4 separate regions of the Homo sapiens genome follow, and all the other regions are linked to region 1. A link is a contact called in ENCODE Hi-C or POLR2A ChIA-PET data. All regions are on one chromosome and are shown on one strand. The core of a region is the stretch at or near the end of the contact, and the rest is flanking DNA. Distances in the headings are between cores, read along the strand shown.

The links. A loop is a pair of places that touch in the nucleus more often than their neighbours do. ChIA-PET counts read pairs that join two places held with the same protein, here RNA polymerase II (POLR2A). Pooled maps may share reads with other maps.
Region 2: a loop to region 1 is called in a pooled map, with 6 times the contacts of the local background. The contact joins the promoter of CBX2 here to the promoter of RNF213-AS1 in region 1. A Hi-C loop is called at or near these places in 1 of 50 pooled maps. POLR2A ChIA-PET finds 5 or more read pairs at or near these places in 2 of 52 experiments (H1 and PC-9).
Region 3: a loop to region 1 is called in a map of dorsolateral prefrontal cortex, with 3 times the contacts of the local background. The contact joins the promoter of CBX8 here to the promoter of RNF213-AS1 in region 1. A Hi-C loop is called at or near these places in 1 of 168 maps with a recorded cell type or tissue (dorsolateral prefrontal cortex) and 6 of 50 pooled maps. POLR2A ChIA-PET finds 5 or more read pairs at or near these places in 2 of 52 experiments (GM10248 and PC-9).
Region 4: a loop to region 1 is called in a pooled map, with 11 times the contacts of the local background. The contact joins the promoter of SLC38A10 here to the promoter of RNF213-AS1 in region 1. A Hi-C loop is called at or near these places in 7 of 50 pooled maps.

The regions. Positions count from the first base shown.
Region 1 is chr17:80,413,728-80,416,427 of GRCh38, forward strand. It overlaps RNF213-AS1 (RNF213 antisense RNA 1), which reads right to left and starts at 1,441. Exons shown (of 2, transcript NR_029376.1): 1 at 1,202-1,441. ENDOV (endonuclease V) reads left to right here and starts at 1,440. Exons shown (of 10, transcript NM_173627.5): 1 at 1,440-1,523; 2 at 1,923-2,094. The coding sequence starts at 1,468. RefSeq lists an enhancer at 1,873-1,962.
Region 2 is chr17:79,776,863-79,779,562 of GRCh38, forward strand. It overlaps CBX2 (chromobox 2), which reads left to right and starts at 1,286. Exons shown (of 5, transcript NM_005189.3): 1 at 1,286-1,445; 2 at 1,522-1,565; 3 at 2,500-2,565. The coding sequence starts at 1,374. RefSeq lists silencers at 1,091-1,470, 1,481-1,550 and an enhancer at 1,946-2,539.
Region 3 is chr17:79,795,627-79,798,326 of GRCh38, forward strand. CBX8 (chromobox 8) reads right to left here and starts at 1,451. Exons shown (of 5, transcript NM_020649.3): 1 at 1,304-1,451; 2 at 871-914; 3 at 624-689; 4 at 431-497. The coding sequence starts at 1,372. RefSeq lists enhancers at 1-236, 1,484-1,778 and silencers at 1,150-1,529, 1,690-1,899, 1,930-2,089.
Region 4 is chr17:81,293,936-81,296,635 of GRCh38, forward strand. It overlaps SLC38A10 (solute carrier family 38 member 10), which reads right to left and starts at 1,372. Exons shown (of 16, transcript NM_001037984.3): 1 at 888-1,372. The coding sequence starts at 986. RefSeq lists silencers at 848-917, 1,018-1,287 and an enhancer at 1,948-2,037.

The sequences.
Region 1 (2,700 bases), core at 191-2,690:
CCATTTTGTAGACCTTGGTCAAAGTGAAACATTCCACGGGGGTTCGAGCCATGAGAAACAGCCTGCCTCTTAACATATTCTGCTGGGACAAAGCGCCAGGAACACCACATTCTGCCGGAACCACCTCATCCTGGGAACACGTTAACATCTTCCCGGACAGCAAGCCATACTGCCTAGATCCCTCCTGCCCAGGCCTATGAGTACCCCAGCCTGTAATCGCTGGTGGGCTCTGGCATTAAGCTGGCCCCCGACAGGTGTTTGCAATACACCTGTGTTGCTGTAGAGCCGCCCGCGCGCCGGCAATCTCACTGTGCGTCATTCTTTAACCTTCACCTTCCCTTCAAAACCTAACACCCTTGACGTTTATATTCAGGCTATTATATATACATACACACATACACCCTTCTGAATCCTCCCAGGAGAATATAAAACCATGGGTTAAACTGCTACACTTCAGCTTCAGTGGCTGCCTTTCAGTGCTTCAAATACACCAACCTCTTTCCCACCCCGGGACCTGCACGAGAAAGCTGCTCCACTCACCCGCCGTGCTCTTTCACTCACCCTTCAGGTGTCTTCAATATCGCCTCTCAGGCCTTTCCCAACCACCGGTTTAAAGTCGGCTCCCCACAAATAAATACATATTCTCCCTCACAGTACTTCGCACAACACCTGGCACAGCGAGAGCACTGAACCAACACTCATTCAATGAGGAACACGAGGTAAGAACCAAGACCCCCCAAGGTCGCCGTACTTTGTCTGGTAGGAGAAGCTTTCTGCCCAGCAAGGTCCGACCCAGATGAAACCCCGTCCAAGTCTGCAGCACCCCCGTGAGTCCAGCCCGCTAAACTGTGAAGAATTTAAATACACGACACCTGCCCTCAAAAGCTTGAGGGCACCCCTGAGCTGCCATCGAGGTGGGGGCGTCAACGACAGGCGCTCAGTAAGTGCTCCTGAGGCAACTGCCGGGCTGTCCTGGACCTGGTGAATCCTTTCGGGGTTCAGCAAAGGCGGACGCTGACCGGGCCAAGGAGTGGGACCTGCAGTGCTGGACCACCCTTTTCCAAGCGCAGAAGTGCCGTGCCCGCCGGCTCTCAACAGGGCAAGAGGCCCCTCTCGCCGTGCAGAGCGCAGCGCTTGCGGCGGGGACAGCAGAGGCGGGACGGGCGTCACGGAGTTCCCGGGTCCTCGCGCGGTCACTTACCTGGCCTCAGCTATCCGCTGAAAAAGGGGCGGACGGCCTCCCGGGATCCGAGCCGATATCGCGCGCGGCGCCGCGGGGCAACCTGAAGCCGTGTGCGTGCGTGTGCGTTCACGCAGGGGCTCACCCAGCGGCCACGGGCTTCTGAAGACCCGGGTGGGAAGTGCGGCCCGGGAAAGCGCAAGCGTCTCCATGGCAACGAGGGCGGACGGCGTCAGAGCGAGTCGCTTCCGGAAGTGACGTGCGGAAGGGGTGCCCGGGACGAAGCCATGGCCCTGGAGGCGGCGGGAGGGCCGCCGGAGGAAACGCTGTCACTGTGGAAACGGTAATGCTGTCAGGCGACGCGCAGGAGGCGGGGGCCGAGGCCGGGCGGCCCTTCGCGGACCCTCCGAGCTCATAGTCTTCAGGCTGTGGAATCGGAGCTGCCACCGCCCGAGACTCCAAAGCAAAGCCCAGTTTCCGGCGCGGAAGCGGAGGGATCTCAGGAATTGTAGTCCGCGGGGTGGGCGCGGTTCTCGCTTCCGGCCAGTTTGTCTGGCCTGCGCTTGCGCGGGTCTCCGCCGCCTGGGCTCCTAGGGACTGTGGCCTCGGCGGTATGTCCCTTGCTTTCCCTTGAAGCGGGAGAAGACCCGGCAGAGGCGCTCTGTCCGCTGCAGCCGCGCGGGTGGAGGAGGCAGAGTCTGAGGTGTGACCCCGACCAAGTTTGACGCTTCTGTCCTCCTAGGGAGCAAGCTCGGCTGAAGGCCCACGTCGTAGACCGGGACACCGAGGCGTGGCAGCGAGACCCCGCCTTCTCGGGTCTGCAGAGGGTCGGGGGCGTTGACGTGTCCTTCGTGAAAGGGGACAGTGTCCGCGCTTGTGCTTCCCTGGTGGTGCTCAGCTTCCCTGAGCTCGAGGTAACCTGGGAGGACGCCGAGCTCGAGGCGGGCCCCTCGGTGGGCTCGGGCGTGCGGTCTCCGGGACAGGGAGCAGTGCAAGCGTAGAACCCGGCTTCTCGTTTTGTAGGATGTCATTAATAGTCTGGGGAGTTGGCCGGGCGCGGTGGCTCACGCCTGCAATCCCAGCACTTTGGGAGGCTGAGGCGGGGGAATCACCTGAGGTCGGGAGTTCGAGACCAGCCTGACCAACATGGAGAAACCCGGTCTCTACTAAAAATACAAAATTAGACGGGTGTGGTGGCATATACCTGTAATCCCAGCTACTCGGAAGGCTGAGGCGGGAGAATCGCTTGAACCCGGGAGGCGGAGGTTGCGGTGAGCCAACATCACGCCATTGCACTCCAGCCTCGGCAACAAGAGCGAAACTCCATCTCAAAAAAAAAAAAAAAAAAAAAAAGTCTGGGGAGTCTTGGAAGGGAAAAAAAGGCAAAAATTAAGGGAATTCTGTGACTATTAAGAATCAGCTCATGAGCTTTATCTTCAAGTCTGATTGTTATCTTGGGTTCTTCATCTCAGTGACCTGTCCACCACGCTCCCAGTTGCCCAAGCTGGAGATCTGCATCC
Region 2 (2,700 bases), core at 36-2,535, 640 kb before region 1:
ACAAAAAAACACATTTCTCCTGCAGAACCCTTTATAAATATGGTTTTGATGATCACAATTACATTGAGACAGTCTCCTACAACAAGAAACGACTTTTGGATCTGCTCAACAGAAAGAGAATTTTGCAGCTGTGTTCAAGGAAGCAAGAAAAGCAGAGAGTGAATTTTCATGGAGTTAGACTGCGTTGAGACGAATGAAGCTAAGGCTCAGGTCTCTTTCATTACGTGTTTGACTTGTCCTGATTCAAAATCTAAATAACTTAAAGGGTGATTCTTCATGGAATTCGAATCTTAACACCGGAATAAAAGGGTAGCCTGCTGACGACGATCACAGGGAGGACAAGGGGTCACCCCCACTTTCATAACATGGCCTGACCCTTTTCTGCCGCGGACAATTGATCCGAAGGACGCCGGCTGCCCAGCCCTGGCGGGCCACTACTGACCTAGTCCGAAGTTAGGAACAGCCTTGCAAACCGCCCCCTCCCCCTCCATTTCATCAAAATCGGGGAACAAATTCAGAAAAGGTGCAGCTGGTTTTCTCCCTACACGTGCCCTAAAACTCGGGGGCTGGATCCACTTTTCATAGCTGTTTAATAAGAACTCCGGGCAGTTCGTATTACTTCTTTCTCAGAGTGCTTGGTGGTTTAAGTTAAAGCATTTTCCTCTCTCGCCTTTGGGGGAAAAAGCCTCGGCTGCTGGGGTTTGTGGGCCCCTCCCCCGGACTTCGTCTTCCTTTCCTTCCCCAGCCCCCGACCCGTTTTGCTCTCGTCCAAAACAGAGCGACTCCCCCGCTGCCGAGGAAAAGCCAGTTCAAGAAGCCGGGGGAAGGGTGGGGCCCCGCGTGCCCCGGAGCAGCGCCCCTCGAAGGCGGGGGCAGGAAGCAGCCGCCGCGCCCCGTCCCGCTTCCCTCCCTTCGGGCCAGAACAATGGCTTTTTGCCCGGAAAACGGAGTTGGGAGCAAGGGCGGGCGCGCCCCGGGAATCACGCGGGACTCGGTGGGCGCCCCAGGCCCGAAGTCCCTAGGCACCTCCTCCCCCAGCCAGGGGCCCGCCCGCGCCCCCACCCCCGCCCCCGCCCCCGCCCGGGGCCCCGCGCGGGACCCCCCGCCGGAGCGCGAGGCCCAGCCCGCCGCGGACAATGCGCGCCCCGCCCCGCCCCGCACCCGCCCCCCCTCGCTGATTGGCCCGCACGGGATTTGGGCAGCGCGCGGGGGCGGGCGGCGGGCCGGGGCGCGGGCGCGGAGCGGCGGTGCGCGTGCGCGGGGCGGGCCGGCGCCGGGCGGGGGCGGTGCTTTGTGTGCTGCCGGCGGGGCGCGCGGCGGTCCGGGCGGGTGACTGGCGGCGGGCGCCGCGGTCGGGCTGGCTGCCGGGCAGCATGGAGGAGCTGAGCAGCGTGGGCGAGCAGGTCTTCGCCGCCGAGTGCATCCTGAGCAAGCGGCTCCGCAAGGTGCGTGCGGCCCGCCGGGCCCCCCGCCCGCCGCCCGCTGTCCGTCTGGCTCACGGCCCCTCTTCTCTCCCCGCAGGGCAAGCTGGAGTACCTGGTCAAGTGGCGCGGCTGGTCCTCCAAGTGAGTCCCCCGCGACGCCGCGCCCCCCTCCCGCCCCCTCGCCCGGGGGTGGGGACGTGGAGCCCCTCGGCCGCGCCGTCCGGTGGCCTGGGGGCGCCCGCGGGCAGAGCGGGAAGTTCGCGGGGTCCCCGCGGGCTCCTCCGGCTCTGAGGGGGGCGGGGGCCGCCCGGCCCGAGGTTGCCCTTTGTTTACACGCCCGCGGGTGCAGAGCTGGGCGGCCCCCCGCGCCAGAACCTCCTCGGCTGCCGCGCCGCGCTCCCCCCAACCCCCGTCCCGGCCGGGAGGGAGGCGCGGGATGCAAGCCCCCCTCCTCTTGGCCAGATTCTCCCCGCTGTAACCTGAGCTTGCTATTGATGGATGTAGAGTTTCTTTTTTTTTTTCTTTCTTTTAATGGAAGGGAGGGTGTTTGGCATCCCCGGAAGGGGCTCTCTGCACAGCTGCTCCCGCGGCCCCGTTTCTGCGTCTTCCCGGACCCCGCTCTTTCTTCGCTACCCCTCGAGGTGCCCCGGCCCGCGCGCCACATTGTTCTGGATCTCGGGCTGGGCGCCTGTGCCCCTCCCTGCATGCTGGACCTGCCTTCCCTTCCTCCTCTGGCTCCGGGCCAGGGTTTGGGGGAATCCCTCTCTGCAACTTTGCGTTTTATGGGGGTTTGTTTTTCTCCCAGGCAGAGACTGTGGGAGTCCTCTTGTGGCCTTGTTTTAATTGGGGGGTTGGAGCGGCAGTTTCCCTTTGGGTCTGAGGTTAGAGTGCTGGCTTGGTGGGGGGTGGCCAGCCTCCAAAACCTGGGTTTGGACTTTGAGAAGTGCCATGGTGCTACGGTGCCACTGCCATCGGCCCAAGTCGAGGAGCGGTGAGGGCGAGCCCCCTCGGGCTGCCTTGCAAAGCGGTGATCATCAGCCTGGCGTCTAATGCTGCCCTGTCCTCTGCTTTGCAGACATAACAGCTGGGAGCCGGAGGAGAACATCCTGGACCCGAGGCTGCTCCTGGCCTTCCAGAAGAAGTGAGGACGCTGACAGCACTGGGGAGGGTGTGGGGGAGGGACGGTGGCTGGTTGGAGTCGTGCTGGGCGCTGCTCGCCTGCCGGGAGGCTGGAGCTGGGGCTGTGGTCTGAGGTCCCTTAGCAAGATTGTGTCCA
Region 3 (2,700 bases), core at 201-2,700, 620 kb before region 1:
TCCCTGACCTCCTATCTTTACCCTATGATGCCTGGGAATTTCTACATGGATGCATGGATGGGTGGGTGGGTGGGTGGGTGGATGGCTGGATGAATGGGTGGGATGGCTGTTGGAGCTGAGAGGTAGAAGGATGAGAGAAGAGGTAGAAGATTTGGCTGGAAGTAGTCATTTGCAAAAAGTACACTTTTTGCATTTGATTATTGTGTCCATTTGGGAGGGGGAGCGTAAAGGAATTCTAGTGTGGCCAAGCCCGTCCCCCCAGACACAGTTGGTGCTGCTACTGACTTGGTGACATCTTGTCAGGGAACTCCCTCCTACATTACAAATAGGCAACATGTGTGGACACCCCATTGGCTCACAGCCCTCAGAGCCCCCTTCCCACAAATCACTCCATAACATGGTCCTCCACCATTGGACACTGCCAACCTACTTTGAGGAGGAAGGTTTTGGGCTTGGGTCCACGCTTTTTGGGGCCATAGAGCTCCATCTCTCTTTCCCTGGAGAAAGAAGAAAAGGAGAAAGGGTGCGTGAGTAAAGAAAGCAAGTGGGACTCTAGTCCAGGCTGGAAAGAAGCCACTCTACTTGTTTCTAAGTGAGCGGCTGGGACTTGGAAGGGTCTGTACCTTTCCTCAAAGGCTGCGAGCAAGCGAGCATCCAGGATGTTTTCCTCCGGTTCCCATGTGCTGTACCTAAAGGGAATCAGGAAGAAGTGGGCATCAGTCCCAGGAGCAGGGTGAGAGCAGAGGGGGTGTGTGTGTGTGTAACTTTTCTCATTGCATTGTATTGTATTTCAATGTAAAGGCAAAAAGAGGAAGAAAGAAACCTCCCGAATAACAGTCTGGGGTTGAGAATTGCATATAACCTACTTACTTCTGCGACCATCCCTTCCATTTCACGAGGTATTCCATGCGTCCCTGCGGGTGCAAAGGCGATAATGTGTGTGCATGGGGAGAAACGCATGACGAGGATACAAGAAATGCATGCGAAAATGCATGCACCAGATGAATGCTCGAAACCCCGCCGCAAAAGGCACGCGCCCGCTGCATCACCCCTGCACCTAATGCTGCACAAAGTGCATGCACCGGCATTCATTCCCCACCCCGCCCCCCACCCATGCAATCCGTGCATCGCTGCAAGTCTAAGGAAAGCGCCTGGGCTCAGAGCTGCCGCCGCCGCCGCCGCCACGGCCGCGGCCGCTGCTGGGACCTGGGGGAAGGGAAGCTGGGCTGCAGCAGGGGGAGGGAACCCGGGCCGGGAGGGGAGGGCCCGGCCGCACGGAGGCCCTAGGCCCGGGGGCACCTACTTTCCGTATGCGCCGCTTCAGGAGGGCTTCGGCCGCGAACACCCGCTCCCCCACCGCTGAAAGCTCCATGTTGACTCGCCGCTTCCCCCCTTGGCCGCTTCCAGGAGCAGAAAAGCAGCAGCCAGCGCACGACAGACCATAATACTCTCCCGCTGACGTCAGTTCTCCTCCCCCTCCCGGCGCTCTCGCTCCCTCCCGCGGCCCCCCTCCCGCGCTCCTCCGCTCGGCCCCCTCCCCTCCGCCCAGTGCTTCCTCCCGCCCCACGTGTTGCTAACGACGTTGCTAAAGCCGAGCGGCCGGAGGCCTGCGCCCCCGCACGCTGATTGGACGAGCTCCGAGCCACGCCCCTCTGCCTTTCTCCCCCGCGTTGCTACGTGACCAGCGTTCCAATCGCCAGGGGGCGGAGTCCGAGGCGACTCCAGAGACCGAGCGCGCGAGTGGGAGGGGGCGCCGCCGGAAGTGACGCCAGGGGAAGGCGGGCCCGGCCGCTGTCAGTCTGCGGGGCTGGCGAGGGGGGCAGGCCGCCCTCTGTCCTCGCCGGGGCCCCCCTCCCCCGCCACCAAGTTGTCCCTCCGGCGTTCGGCGTCCCCCACAGCTCTCGCTGGGATCCCCGCGGCGATGTCAGCCCGGCTCCGCCCCTCGGCAGACCCCGGCCCGCCGCCCCACCCCCACCGCCCAGGACTCGCGCGGTCCCCTCCCCCAGCCGCCCGCGCCGCACAATGCACAATGCACAGGTGCTGGGGCGCCGCGGGCCGCGCCCGAACCCCGAGAGCCTGCGGCGCGCCCATCGGCTGGCTTCTCCCCCGGCCCCCGCCCCCCTCCCCCGGAGCCGCACACCCGACCCCCGGTCTCCATGGCAACGTCCCCCCCCCCCCCAAGCCGGGTCCCGCTAACAAATCAATGTGCATGTGTCTCAGGCTCCTGTCGCGCGGCCCTGCCCTCGGCCACCCTCCGGGCCCTGCGAGCCGGGCTGGCTGGAGCGCTCGTCCCCGGCTCCGAAGCCGAACACAGACCTGGTGGAGGCCGGGCTGTTCCCTCCGGAGCCCGGCTGCAGCCCAGGACCCCACAGAGGATGTCGCGCGGCTTCTTCCTGCCCCCCGACCATCCCCGACGCCCGCAGCCACCTGCCCCTGCCCTTAGCCCAAGCTGCCCGCCCCCGCCAGGCTTCGGCCCCGAACCTCGCCTTCCCCTCGCCGCCCCCTGCTCGGGGCCTGGGTGGGCTAAGGGCATCTGGGCGGAGCCGGCAGAGGATGGGGCGAGCGGCTGGGGGTGCGTCTGGCTTTCCCCGAACCCCGGCGCCCGGCCCGCGCACTTCCTGTCCACCGCTCTTCCCAACGTGGGCGGCGGACATCCTGCGAGAAACGCCAGCGCGGGAAGCTGGGGGACGTCGCCGGGTC
Region 4 (2,700 bases), core at 122-2,621, 880 kb after region 1:
GGAATGACGCTAAACTTTTTGTATTTGAGATTTTTTCCAACTGTGGTAACGTCTGCACACATTAGATCAAATGTGCAGTTTTTTGTTTTTGTTTTTGAGACGGAGTCTCCCTCTGTCGCCCAGGCTGGAGTGCAATGGCGTGATCTCGGCTCACTGCAACCTTCGGCTCATTGAAACCTTCGCCTCCCAGGTTCAAGCTATTCTCCTGTCTCAGCCTCCCAAGTATCTGGGATTACAGGCATGTGCCACCACCCCCGGCTAATTTTTGTATTTTCAGTAGAGATGGGGTTTCAGCATGTTGGTCAGGCAGTTCTCGAACTCCTGACCTCAGGTGATCCACTCGCCTCGGCCTCCCAAAGTGCTGGGATTACAGGTGTGAGCCACCACCCCCTGCCAAATGTGCGGTTTTTGTGAAACGCAGATCTTAGGTGTATAACCTGGTGGATGTTTTTAATCACCTTGCAACCAAGGTCCCTATCTAGTGTCGAAGCCTGGGAGTGGTGAGTTGTGTGCTTCTGAAGACAGGTGCAGTTGGGTCAGAGTTTTTAAAAACACGATAAAATGTAAAAATACGGAGTCCCACCGTTCCCTTCCGATTCTGGAGGATCATTTTGCTTTGTTACACTTTGCTTCGGTATCGAGTTTTTGAGTGTGGGGAACTTTCCGGCCCGGGCTGACAAGGGCTGCCAGGGCCAACGCCGTGCGCTTCTCATCCACGGATTCTCTACGGGAACTGCGCCGGGACCCAGAGGGTCGCCCCGCCCGCGGCCGCCTGCACCCGCCCAGCGAAGCCCTGCCCCGGCGGGAACTTTAACCAGGACGACCCAGCCAGACGCCCCCTCTGCGGGGGAGGCGAGGGCGGTGATCTCCGGGCCCACCGGACTCACCTGTTTGAAGCAGAAGGGCATGGTGAGGACACTGACCCCTACGATGCTGTTCACGATGTTCGTGATCAGCCCCCAGTTGGAGGCGGCGGCCGCGGTCATAGTGAGAGGTCTAGGGGCCCGGGGCGAGAGGCCTCGGGGGTCGCCGGGCTGCGGCCGGCTTTGGAAGCCCAGCCCGAGGCCACGGTCACAGGTCCCAACGTCCGGGACGCCGGTGGGGAGGGGATGGGCAGCCTGAACACGGGAGCCTGAGCAGGCGCGGGCGCGGGCCCCAGAGGCTGCCTGGAGGAGGCAGCCTCGAAGGCCGGCTGCGGGGGCGAGGTCAACCTCCGGACCCCGCCAAGCCCTGCGGCCGCCTCAGGGCCATGCGTCCCTCGCTCGGCCTCGCGGGCCGCCTGTGAATCTCCGAGCCCAGACCCGGAAGAGCCGCAGAGCCAGCTAGGGACACCTCAGCCCAACTCAGCTGCCGCCGCGGCGCTCACACTTCCGCCTTCCACGGGCTCCGTTGCCCGGAAGTGACGGCCAGGGGGTAGGGTTTGGTGGGACGCGAGCCAATGAGAGGCGGGCCCGGAGGGGCGGGCGGAAACTGGGCCGGTGGGCACCTGAGGGTCTCGCAGCTGTCCGGTTCGCCAAGCTGGTCCAGCCGACCTGTGCCCGGGGCCCCAGTTCAACGAGCTGGAGGACAAGGGACTCGCCCCGCGAGGCCTCGGTTTGGATGGGCAGTCGCGGGCTGGAGAGAAGGGGAGGCGCTGTGCCTTCCGGGGAGGAGCGGGTTTAAGGGTTCCTTTTTGACCTTTATTCCCAGGACCGATTCTGGGGCGAGTGCTTGGCGCCAGGGCACGGGGGCGGGGGCCCTGACTGCCTCAGCCGAAAAATAGTCTGTTGTGAGGAATTAGCACCTAGGAGGTAGGAATGAAACGCTGGGCACAGAGAGGCTCGGCCACTCCGCTAAGGCCACACAGCTCCAAGGGGAGGCGGTGCCCTGCCGAACTGCGCCCAGATCAGTGGCAATGTTGAACTTCACCTTTTCACACGAAAAGAGCAAGGGACATTCCTGGAGGGGACAGGAGAGGTGGAGGCTTACATGAACAGGGAAACCCGGGAGGGCTTCCAGAAGGAGGTGGCTTCTAGGCTGGAGCTTGAAGGACAAATGAGAATTCCTCGGGTAGAAATGGAGACCGGGGAGAGGAGAGAACAGAGAAGGGTCCCGATAGATCTGTGGATTCCTGGCACCTAGCTGCTCACTCTGAGTCTAATGAATGAGCGCGTAGACCGAATGGCTGGGAAGCAGCAAGTGATTCCAGGCTGCTGGGGGAGGACGGCGGAGGAAAGGAGGCCGTGTCTGCAGCACCTGCAGGACCAGGTGTCTTAGAACAGAGGCCCGTTCCTCAGGCACTGGCAGTGCAGCCACCAAGTAAGGCTGTGCCCCACCTTCAGGAGAACAGGAGGAAATGCCTGGGTAAAGACTAATTAAATACGCAGGCAAAATAACAAATGCCTGCGTTCTTTTTTTTTTTTTTCTTCAGTCAGAGTCTTGCTCTGTCGCCCAGGCTGTATATGCAGTGGTGTGATCTTGGCTCACTGCAACCTCCACCTCCCAGGTTCAAGCTATTCTCATGCCTCAGCCTCCCAAGTAGCTGGAATTACAGGCTCCCGCCACCACACCCGGCTAATTTTTGTATTTTTAGTAGAGACCAGGTTTCACCATGGTGGCCAGGCTTGCCTCAAACTCCCGACCTCAGGTGATCCGCCCACCTCGGCCTCCCAAAGTGCTGGTATTACAGGCATGAGCCACCGCACCCAGCCCATTTACTTT